Linked DNA regions of Homo sapiens: regions 1, 2 and 4 are each linked to region 3. The links are chromatin contacts, found by Hi-C or POLR2A ChIA-PET in ENCODE. All regions are on one chromosome and are shown on one strand. Each heading gives the region's core, a stretch centred on a gene start or an enhancer-like site at or near the end of the contact. The rest is flanking DNA. Distances are from core to core; before and after follow the strand shown. Region 1 overlaps FBXW7 (F-box and WD repeat domain containing 7). Region 2 has its middle 88 kb from the start of LINC02273. Region 3 overlaps LOC127898557 (a long non-coding RNA gene). Region 4 has its middle 82 kb from the start of FBXW7-AS1.

What was found. Hi-C counts contacts between places; a loop is a spot of excess contacts on that map. ChIA-PET counts read pairs that join two places held with the same protein, here RNA polymerase II (POLR2A). Pooled maps may share reads with other maps.
Region 1: a pooled map shows a loop between it and region 3 (2.5-fold over the local background). The contact joins two enhancer-like sites. A Hi-C loop is called at or near these places in 8 of 37 single-sample maps with no recorded cell type and 3 of 50 pooled maps. POLR2A ChIA-PET finds 5 or more read pairs at or near these places in 2 of 52 experiments (BJ and CD4-positive, alpha-beta T cell).
Region 2: a map with no recorded cell type shows a loop between it and region 3 (6-fold over the local background). The contact joins two enhancer-like sites. A Hi-C loop is called at or near these places in 1 of 168 maps with a recorded cell type or tissue (ovary), 3 of 37 single-sample maps with no recorded cell type and 8 of 50 pooled maps. POLR2A ChIA-PET finds 5 or more read pairs at or near these places in 1 of 52 experiments (activated CD4-positive, alpha-beta T cell).
Region 4: a map with no recorded cell type shows a loop between it and region 3 (4-fold over the local background). The contact joins two enhancer-like sites. A Hi-C loop is called at or near these places in 3 of 37 single-sample maps with no recorded cell type and 8 of 50 pooled maps. POLR2A ChIA-PET finds 5 or more read pairs at or near these places in 2 of 52 experiments (OCI-LY7 and naive thymus-derived CD4-positive, alpha-beta T cell).

Annotation. Positions count from the first base shown.
Region 1 is chr4:152,398,038-152,400,737 of GRCh38, reverse strand. All of the region lies in intron 4 of FBXW7 (F-box and WD repeat domain containing 7), which reads left to right. Among named protein-coding and RNA genes, the nearest start is that of FBXW7-AS1, 62 kb to the right of the region's middle. Within about 2 kb of position 1,342, at least 2 of the 41 ENCODE cell types and tissues checked have a DNase peak (open chromatin) inside an H3K27ac peak, as active enhancers do.
Region 2 is chr4:152,187,654-152,190,353 of GRCh38, reverse strand. No RefSeq gene overlaps it. Among named protein-coding and RNA genes, the nearest start is that of LINC02273, 88 kb to the right of the region's middle. Within about 2 kb of position 1,278, at least 2 of the 41 ENCODE cell types and tissues checked have a DNase peak (open chromatin) inside an H3K27ac peak, as active enhancers do.
Region 3 is chr4:151,886,439-151,889,138 of GRCh38, reverse strand. The region is part of intron 2 of LOC127898557 (a long non-coding RNA gene); the gene reads right to left. It overlaps LOC102724700 (a long non-coding RNA gene), which reads left to right. Exons shown (of 5, transcript NR_188364.1): 4 at 561-648; 5 at 1,376-2,193. Among named protein-coding and RNA genes, the nearest start is that of LINC03074, 68 kb to the left of the region's middle. Within about 2 kb of position 1,443, at least 2 of the 41 ENCODE cell types and tissues checked have a DNase peak (open chromatin) inside an H3K27ac peak, as active enhancers do.
Region 4 is chr4:152,254,265-152,256,964 of GRCh38, reverse strand. No RefSeq gene overlaps it. Among named protein-coding and RNA genes, the nearest start is that of FBXW7-AS1, 82 kb to the left of the region's middle. Within about 2 kb of position 1,369, at least 4 of the 41 ENCODE cell types and tissues checked have a DNase peak (open chromatin) inside an H3K27ac peak, as active enhancers do.

The sequences.
Region 1 (2,700 bases), core at 93-2,592, 510 kb before region 3:
ATTCCTATTTTAGTAGAGTCCAGCTTATGAATTATTTCTTTCATGTATCATGCTGTTAGTATTGTATTGTTGTATCTAAAATGTCATTTCCGGCTGGGTGCCATGGCTCACACCTATAATCCCAGCACTTTGGCAGGCTGAGGTGGGAGGATCGCTTGAGCCCAGGAGTTTGAGACCAGCCTGGGCAACATACTGAGACCTCCTCCTTAAAAAAAAAAAATGCACAAAATTAGCCAGGCATGGTGGTGCGTTCCTGTGATCTTAGCAACCCGAGAGGCTGAGGTTGGAGGATTGCTTGAGCCTGGGACATCAAGGATGTGGTGAGCCAAGATCATACCACTCTACCCCAGCAAAAAGTCATGTCTATACCCAAGGCCATTTAGGTTTTCTCTTATGTTATCTTCTAAGAGTTTTATAGTTCTGCACTTTACATTTATGTCTATGATCCATTTTGAGTTAATTTTGTGAAGGTTGTAAGGCCTTTGTTTAGATTCATTTATTTGCATGTGGATGTTCGGTGGTTCAGCACCATTTGCGGAAAAGACTAGCTTTTCTACATTGTACTGCCTTTGTTCCATTGTCAAAGATCACTGTACCATATTCTGGTCTCTCTATTCTGTTCCATTCATCTACTTTTAATTCTTTCACCAATACCACACTGTCTTGGTTACTGTAGCTTTATAGTAAGCCTTGAAGTTGGAGAGTGTCTATCTCCCAGCTTCATTCCTCTCCTTCAGTATCGTTTTGGCTATTCTGGGTCTTTTGCCTCTCCATATAAGTTTTAGAATCAGTTCGTTGATATCTGTTACTTGCTGGGATTTTGATTGGTATTGCTTTGAAACTATAGATGAGATTGGCAAGGACTGACATCTTGACAGTATTGAGTCTTCCTGTGCAAGAACATGGAATATATCTCCATTTATTTAGTTCTTCTTTGATTTTTTATCAGAGTTTTATAGTTTTCATTATGTAGATCTTATACATATTTTATTAGATTCATCCCTAAATATTTTATTTCAGGGGGCTGCTAATGTAAATGATACTGTATTTGTCATTTCAGATTTCACTTTTTCATTGCTGGTGTGTAGGAAAATAATTGACTTATTATATATTAATCTTATATCTTGCAACCTTGCTATAATTGCTTTTTTTTGGTCAATTTTTTAGGATTTTCTATGTAGAGGGTCATGTCATGTGCCAAAAAAGACAGTGTTATTTCCTCTTTCTTAATCTCTTTATCTTTTACTTCCTTTTCTTGTCTTTGTGCTTTAACTAGGACTTCCCCTATGATGTTGAAAAGCAGTGGTTAAAGAGGACATTCTTGCCTTGTGTCTGATCTTAGTAGGACAGCTTTGAGTTTCCATCCTTAAGTGTGATGTTAGCTGTAGGCTTTTTATAGGTAGTCTTTATCAAGTTGAGAAAGTTCCTCCCCTCTATTCCTAGTTTGCTAAGAGTCCTTCTATCCTATTTCTTAATGGTTTAGTAGATGACTCTGTGGTACTTTGAAGGTTGTTTGCAGAATTTCCATGCCATAGGCAATTTACCTTTCCTTGACATTTGAAGGATTGATGTTGGTGCCAAGTATAGAATCTTCACAGAGTCCTCCTGTAGCTTCTAAAGGTTTAGCTTGAAAATGTTAATTGCTTAACGCTAGTAAGTGAGTGAAAAAGCTGGGGATAAATTTTGTATCTTGCTTATATTTCAGTTCCCACCTCTGTCCTGACAAAACCCCAATATATAAACAGTAAATGTAAGATATATATATTTTAAACATAATAACAAATGTAAGTTCCTTTTGAAATTATTATTTCACCAACTTTAAACAGTATTATCAATTTTTCAAACATTTGGCCAGTGGTTACAATTTTATCAATCTTATTAGTGAGATTCTTTTCTGCTTGTGGGTCTACTTTTACTTTGACTCTTGTCCTGAAATCTCAATTCTATCTTTGGCCTCTCTTCTGAGAGACATAATTTTGTGTATTTAATTAATCTCTATTTTCTATAAATTAATATGATAAAAAGAATCAAGTTGGATGGATCAGAAGTAGAATACAGAGAAAAGAAAATATGGTTAGGGAATTGTGATTAGGTATGTTTAAATACTTAGTTCGTAGACACGACCCCATTCTTTTGTTTTTTCTTTGAAATTTGCCTTAGATTCAGTATTGTCTAGTTCTTAAAATGCTATTTTTTTTCATTTAGCATTACAATTATTTGTGGGAAAAATTTTAAGAACATTTCAGAATTCTTTCACTGGATATTCTAATATGGATAGTAATTCAAAAGAAAGCACAAAGATGTAAAATCACAAAAGATATAAAATATTTAGGTTTTTGTAAAAATCATATATTAGTATGTTTAGCATACATAGAAAATTTTATAAAGTATTATTTTTTTTTTTACTGTGAAACATCATATCAAAAGCACACAATTCCTTAAGAATTTATCTGTTTCTTCACTGAACACTAGAGGGCCATATAGCACCTTATAGATAGAGCGGCTTTCCATATATTTAAATATATTTAATATGTGCTTGTCTTTCTCTCCTACTTTGTGTTTTAGTATAGTATGTCTTGCTCAGAATTTGGAGTATACACTCAACAGTAATTATGTGCACTGTCAGATAATATGTGGGATACCTAGGGTTTTTGTTTTTGCTTTTTTTTTAACAAGCAGCTAGCATTTTGCTACTTAGTA
Region 2 (2,700 bases), core at 29-2,528, 300 kb before region 3:
AGTTTGCTGGTTAAAATAATCAGAAAAAATTATTTTAATCAGAACATTAAACCCATAGACATATAAATGCAACGTGTGTGTGTGTGTATATATATATACACACACACACACACACACATAATAAAGTATGTGGTATAATAATGCTAACTATCACTGTGATAATTACTGGTTAGTATCCTCCCAATGCTAAGAACTGCTAGCTCCCCAGCCTTCCCCAGGTCATGGCTCCACAGCACATGTTGAGATTTGACAACACACTGGGGATAAACTGAGCGAGCTGCTGCAGCCAGTCCCCAGGGCTGGTGGGTCACTCCCCAGCTTTGCCTGTCACCCTCCACAGCACACTGGCTGGGAGATCTGTTCTCAACTGGAGAAGGGCAGTGGCTGGGCCTAGCTTAGGGTTGTGTCTCCAGCCCCGGCAAGCACAGCACTTGGTGTGGAGACAATGCTCTGGAACTATTTTGAGAATGAATAAATGAATGAGTGAACAACTGACATGTGTCAGCTTTCTAACAGGAATAGAATTTTAGACAGAGGATAGGAGGAAATGCAGGCTTGCCTTTGCCAGGGGTGAGTGGGGAAGCCAGTCCTGCCTGAGGGAACAGCAGGAAGGGGCCAGGGGCCCAGTGAGCACAGGGGCAGGGACAGGCACCTGCTTCTCTCGTTGTGCACCTTTTGTGTGGTTTGGATTGTTTCCTGTGTGTGCATGTCACTCAAACCCTGCACACAGAATGCCTGGCTGGAGGGGACAGCTGGCCATCAGAGCATTAAAAGCAGGGCAGTAAAAATAGAGACGGGGAAAAGCATAAAGGAAGAACAGTAAAAACAAGAATTCCACATGTAAGCAAAATAGATTTGATTGCAAAATGACTTCCATAAAACCATAGTTTCATATGAATTTTAAAACTAACCTTTTACCGATTATAACAGTAATACATATTCATTGCAGAGAATTTAAGATATGCAGAAAAGCAGACAAAAAATAAAAATCACCCATAATCCCACCACCCAAAATAACCACACTGATGTAGTTTTGCGTCTAGTTTTTTGCTTGTGCACATGTACATTATCGAATATACAATTTTACATCTTTATCCTTTGATTGTCAGGGATAGCCTAGTCCCAGCCCTTGTCTTATATTTAGTTTTATGGCCTGGGGGCCTGGAATTCCAGACAGGTCATTAAAACAGGGACCAGAGATGGGGGAGAGGAAGGGAACTGTCCACTCCTTGCTATATGCCTTTAAAGGCGGGAGACTTGCATCTCCGTTCTGGGGCTATCTGAGGGCTGACTATAAGCCAGAAGCCGCTGATCACTGTGAGCCTCAGAACTATTTCTAGGCAGCCACTTGCTGGCTGCCTGCTGCTGATCCCAGGATGACATGACTTCTACTGCCTGGGCTCACTGGACTCAGCTTGCTTTGGCTGCGTCCCTCAGGTCTGGCTTTCTGGCCACTGGGCTCAACAGTTCAACTTGAATTCAGTACAAGTACAGTATGGGTGGGCTTATGGACCCTTCTCAAGACTCTGGTGAACCAGGGCCTGAACTGGACCACTTGCGAGGTGCATTTGGTGTGTGTGTGGGGTGTGTGTGTGTGTGTGTGTGTGAAAGAGAGAGAGTGTGTTTATGACTGTGTGTGTGTACAAGTGCACATGGAGACTCAGTTTTAGTTCTTGACTGTCTCTGGCCTACAGCCTGGGGTGAATGGAAAGTATCTGCCCTCCCCTGTTCCTGCACAGGCTTCCTGTACAGAAGATCTGATAGAAATGAGACTAGGATTCCAAGCCCAAGACCAGGGTTCACAAAGGTGACTTGATTTCAGAAACGAGAGCACCCAGGTGTCACAACTGGGCCCTAAAGTCTATCTTGGCTCAGCAGCTCTGCTGCTTAACTTCTCATCCCAGAGTGTTGAGTTCCAGCTCCCCAAATCCCACTTGTCTGAGGTCATCATTAGTCCTAGAGCCTGGGCCAGGACTCAGCTCAGGGTGGGAGCCTCAGCGAGAGTCAAGTGATTGCAGGATGATTGAAAGGACAAAGGGTTCTGGGACAGAGAGGAAGGCTGTTCTTAGCAAGAAGAGGTTTTTAGAAATTATAATCCATTTTCCCTCTCAGTGCAAGAATCCCTTCTGTAAATCTCCTGGCAGAAGATCATGTAGTATATACTTGGAGACCCAGTGACAAGGGGCACATGCACTCATTCACCATTGGAGCTATCGGAATGATAGGAAAGTCTTCCATATTTAGCTGAAATGCACTTCTTGGGAGCATCATCCTGGCAGTAGCCCAGAGCAGACCCATGCTGGTGCCCTATGGACAGCTGTGCAGATAGTGCAACGAGCTGCCATCTTCTTTTAGTCCAAGAGCAAGTTTTCCATCTGCTGCTGAGTGGCTCCCTGGCAGAGAGATGGAAGCAGAGTAGTGAGGCCACGATAGATCTGACTCACAGTCTCCTCTTGCTGGGAGCCCAGGGATGGTGTGTTGCCAACTCTGGCCACAGTGGAGTTGAGGGGTTTGCTTTATGGAAAGCAGAGGCAGATGTGGGATAAAGCCTTGACTTAGGAGCCAGGCAGGCCCAGAGAGACCGAACACATTCACCCTTCTGGGCTCTCTGCAGCTCTAATGATTAGGCTCCTGCAAGAACCAGGAGTGACTTCCTTCTCTGAGTCAGGTCTAGTAGTTGGTTTTTTTTCTAATAAGCCA
Region 3 (2,700 bases), core at 194-2,693:
TGGTACACCCACATGAAACTGTTCATCTAAAATACTAGGAGAGCTCATCAGTGTGGCCAGTACTGCAAACTAGAATTGTGGGCCATGCATGAAAAATCAATAGCAACAAAAGTAAGAAGGTTAGTAACAATGGACACTCATGGACAGCCGTTATCCTGCCAGGTATCGATTTAGACATATTACAATGGATTATCTCCTTTAGTCACCCCTACAGTACTCTGAGGCATATATTATTATCCTTATCTTACAGATATGGAGATTGAGCCTTAGAGAGGTAAAGTGATTTGCCCAAAGTCACACAGTTAATAAGGTGTCACACCACAACTAGAAGTCATGTGTGTCTGCCTTGGAAGGCTGAGCTCACAACATCAAACCTCAGCCTCTTGGTTCAGGGGATTTCCTTCCTGCGTGCAGTTTTCTTTCCTCTCCACTAGCCTGTTGAACTCAGAGCCTGTGTTCACTCTTGGTTTCCCAATGCATATGGAAAAATACCCTCTTTCTTCACTAAATTAACCAAAACCCCCCATGGTGCTACTCACACACCTACTCATCCTTTGCAGGTCTGACTTCTCTCCTGGAGGCTCCCTCACTCTCTTCTGCCAGAAATGAGACCCGGGGAAAAACAGCGGTATCATCTATATCCCTGCTGTACGTGAGGTCACTGAATTCCCCTGATCAGTCCCTCTCTCACAGCTTAGCATCTAGACTTCACGGTCATGGCCTCTTCCCCTCACCTTGTCTGGCAGCAGGGCCGGTTCACACCTTGCATGTGTTCCTTCATGTTTTAGCTCCCAGAGGTAGATGGCAAAATAACCACAACCCTTCTTCTTCCTGCAACCATGCCCTTGAAACATGACCCTGAAGCCCCTTTCATCAAGAGGTAGAGTCTGTTTCCCTTCACTTTGGGTCCAGGCTCGCCTTGTGACCTGCTTTGACCATTAAAATATGATGGAGTCATATTTTGCCCATTCCAAGCCTAGGCTTTAAGATTTCTTACACACATTCACTCTCTTTCGAGACCCCTATGTCTGCCTGGGCTAGCCTGCTGTGGGAAAAGAAGCTATTCGGAGCAGAGAGGCATAGCTCATTGTCCCAGCCAAAGCCTGAGACATGAGAGAGCCCAGCCAAGATGAACACAACCACCCATCCACCCAACACACCAACACCACTGACTGTGGGTGCCTGACAGAGCAAGCTGTGCCCAGACTAAATTGATGACTTACAGAATCTTGAGCTAAACAAATGGTTGTTCATCTTTTTTAAACTACTAAGTTTAGAGATTTCATAGCGGTATCTAATACACTACCCTTTTCTCACTAAGATATCAACAATATCTACATTTGAGTAGCAATCAGCTAACTGCATTTTATTCTAGAACTTCCTGTACTGCACATATTGGAGGACTCAGTCACCGACTTGCCTGTGGTTGCTATGAGTCGCCTACAGAACTGAAAATGGGAAGCAGAACTAGGCTGGTTGTACTCCTAACCACAAGGACACTCTCCTCCTCAAATGAAAAGGCTCTAATTAAAAGGCAGGAAAGATCAGGTATCTCTGGAGTTCACTTTTAAAATTGTCAAAAAAAACCTCAAAGTCGCTTTGCTTCTGACTATCCATACATTGGAAGACTAATTAACTATGACAAGCTGACCAGTGGAGACCATTTTCATAAGGATGACACGATGATGGATGGGTGCATGCTGTTACAATGTCATTGCTAAAAAAGACGTGATGAGTCCAAGTTCCAATTACTAAGATTCATATACAATACAGAGGTCTTTTTCAAGCCACAGAACCCCATTGCAACAGGCTGACGTGTCGTCTTTTCTGTATTTAAGAGACACATTCATGGGCCGGTGACATACTGAGCTATGCATGCTAGGCCTTCTCTGCATCTGGCAGCTGGAACGAGACACAACTAAGTCTTGTTGCTTCAGGGCTTTGGGTACCAAATGAGGCATTAGCACAATAGAAACACCCAACCCAGAGCAATGTTTTCCCATCTTCAGACTTGGAGGCCAAGAGGCAATAGCAAGGACATTATGTAGATATTTATACAACCATTTAAAACATAACCACTCAAAAATGTCAAAACCATTCTTAGCTTACTGGCTGTAAAAAGTAGGCAGCTGGCTGGATTGGGCCCACGGGCTATAGTTTGCCAACCCTTGCCTTAAATAAACAAACTTGTTAGATTTCTCACTAGTGTTATATTTCTGCAGCTAAAGTTCTCTTAGTTACAGAAAATTTCTCTTAGGTACAGAAAATCTGGTCACAAGAAGTTTGAAAAATAAATTAACATAAAATTATATACAGTCACATATTACTAAGATATGTAACGTATTATATTAGTATATGTTATTATAATATACAATTTTATATTATAATAACATATGATATATATTAATATATTACTTGTATTAAATTAATATATGGATATAATAATATATTAATATATAAATATGCTAATATATTTTATATCAATATAAAATATACTATAGTAATCAATTATATACAGTAATATATTAATTATTATTTGTTTCAGCTAAAGTCACAAACTGTTTTCTTTCCTTCACACAAAAGCTAAAGCTCCCTTATATGGTTCCGGATGTTTCCACTAACTCACGGCTTACCTAAATCTCTCAGTTTTGTAAAACAAAAAATACTCCCTTGTTTTACAAAACGGGGAGATTTGTCTAA
Region 4 (2,700 bases), core at 120-2,619, 370 kb before region 3:
GTAGGGCATTTTAGGTCATTGTAATGTGTTACTCTGCATGAGCAGAGGGGTGACTGACTTGATCTCATTTATAGTTTAAAAGGCTCACTGTGTCTGCTGTGTTGAGCGCAGCTTCTGAGCGGGAAGCGGTGGAAGCAGGAGACCCGCAGGGAGGCGGCTTCCTCCGGAGGACAGGGGATGGCATCTCACATCGGGGTGCTGGCAGTGAAGCCAGTGGAAAGTGGTAAGATTCTCAATATATTTGGAGGAACAGCCAACAGTCTTTGCTAATGGAGAGGATATAGGGTATATGAGAGAAAAAAAGACAAAGACGACTCCAAGGATTTTGTCCTGGATAACAGGGAGGATGCAGTGTCCATTCACTGACAGGGGCAGGACTCTGGGAGGGGCAGATCAGTGGGGAAGACCAGGAGTTGAGCTTGGACTATTCAGTTTGAGGTGCTCATTAGCCATGTACGTGATAGTATGGAATAGGCAGTTGGAGATATAAGTATGGAGGTTAGTGGAAGAGGTCCAAGCTGGGGATGAGAGTCTGGTGTCACTTACATGCTGGTGTGTGAGAAGGCCTTGAGACTGCTGGAAGCCACCTAGGGAGTGGTGACACAGAAGAGAAGCCACGTCCTGAGCCTTATGGCACTCCAATGGCAGGATGATGGGGAAGTAAGGAGGAACCAGCAAAGAAGACTGAGAAGCAGCAGCCAGTGATGTCGCAGAAGAAGAGAGGTCATAAGCAGGGACTGGAAAGAAGAGAAATGCCAGGATGAAGTAGGAGGGGCCCTGACAGGTATCAATAAATAAAAAGCAAAAGTAAAAGGTAAAATCACGGGGACTTGAAGTTTATGACAACTTTCTAGGAAGCTTTTCTATTTGTTTTAGGCCTATTTAGTACAATTAGCAGAGACAGCTGAGATTTTTAAAAATTTATTTTTACTCATAGAGGAAAAGAGGAAGAGAGGAATATAAAATTTATTTTTACTACTATTTATTTTACTATTTGACCATTTTTACTGCTATTTTCACTCACTCAAATATGGTTCCCCAAATAAAGTCTTTGCAGCAAAAAGAAAACTCACTTCAAAAGTATCATTCCAGGAATGTCAAATTGCCCAGAAAACCATCAGTTTGTGTATGCTGGCCAGAGGAGATCAAAGACGATCTAACAGAAGCTCCAGGGATGGTAAACAACTACCTTCAAGATTTTTTAAATGACTAAACACTGTCCAGATTTGTTATAGAAAGTGTTTGAGGTTGTGCTAGGGCCTAGCTCTCCAGAGTTCACCTCTTCTCTCTGAAGCTTCCCCCTGCTCTGGGTGGGTGAGACTTCCTGCTGGGAGTTGCCTGGGTTCTGGCCACAGACCAAAGCCTTTCTCTAAGACTGAGTCAAGTGGCACTTCCTGTCAATACTCAATCTGTCTGCAAGCTGCACGGAATGTCAACGCTCAATTCGAGCTCATCTAGACCAACACTGTCCAATACATATCATGTTGTGTATCCTGTCCAAATATACAGCTAGTGGCAAATGCAAGCCACATATGTAATTTAAAATTTCCAGTAGCCACATTTTAAAAAGTAAAAGATGATACAGGGTACAGGAGGGAGAAATTAGAATTATTTTTATTATTATTGCTTCTCGGCCTTTTGGCTAAGATCAATTGTAGAATTATTTTTATTAGAAGGTACTCACACCACCTGTGAAGTGATATAGTGCTATTTGAAAATGGATTTGGATTAGTTGTAAATGTATATTGCAAATTCTAGGCAACCATTAAAAAAAGTAAAAAATAAAAAGGTAAAAAGGAAAAAGTAAAAAGAACCACTAAAAAAGGAGAGAAAATGGAATCATATAAAATGTTCAACTTAAATGAAAAAAAGGCAGAAAAGATTGGAAGGCAAAAATAGGAAAAAAAAAACTAAGGGCAACAAATAGAAAACAGTAACAAATATGGAACATATTAACCCAACTATATCAATAATCACTTTGAATGTCAACCATCTAAATAAACCAATTAAAGGACAGAGATGGTCAGAGTCAATCAAAAAACAAGACCCAACAATATATTGTCTACAAAAAACCCACTTTAAATATAAAGACAAATCAGTTAAAAATAAATGGATGGAGAAAAATATATCATGTTACCACTAATCAAAAGAGCATAAATAGCTATGCTCATTTCAGACAGAGCACACTTCAAAGTAAGAAAAGTTATCAGGGATAAAGAAGGGCAATGATAAAGAGGCCAATTCTCCAGGAAGATACAATAATCTTTAATGTATATGTAACAGAGTGTCAAGCTACCTGAAGCAAAAACAGAGAGTGACAAGGAGGTATTGCTGACTCCACTACCATAATTGGAGACTTCAATATCCCTCTATCGGAAATGGACAGATCGATATAGTTTAACTCAGCAACACCATCAATCAATTGAATATAATTGGCATGTATCTATCTCATCAAACAGTAGCAGAATGCACATTCTTCTCAAGTTCACATGGAACATTCACCACGATAAACCACATTCTGGGCTGTAAAACACACCTTAACAAATCAATAGAGAATAGAAATCACGTAATATCTGCTCACAGACCACAATGAAATTAAACTAGAAATTAGAAAGATAGCTGAAAAATCCCAAAATATATGAAGATTAATCAACACACTTCTAAAGAATATGAGTTAAATCTCAAGAGAAATTGTAAAAT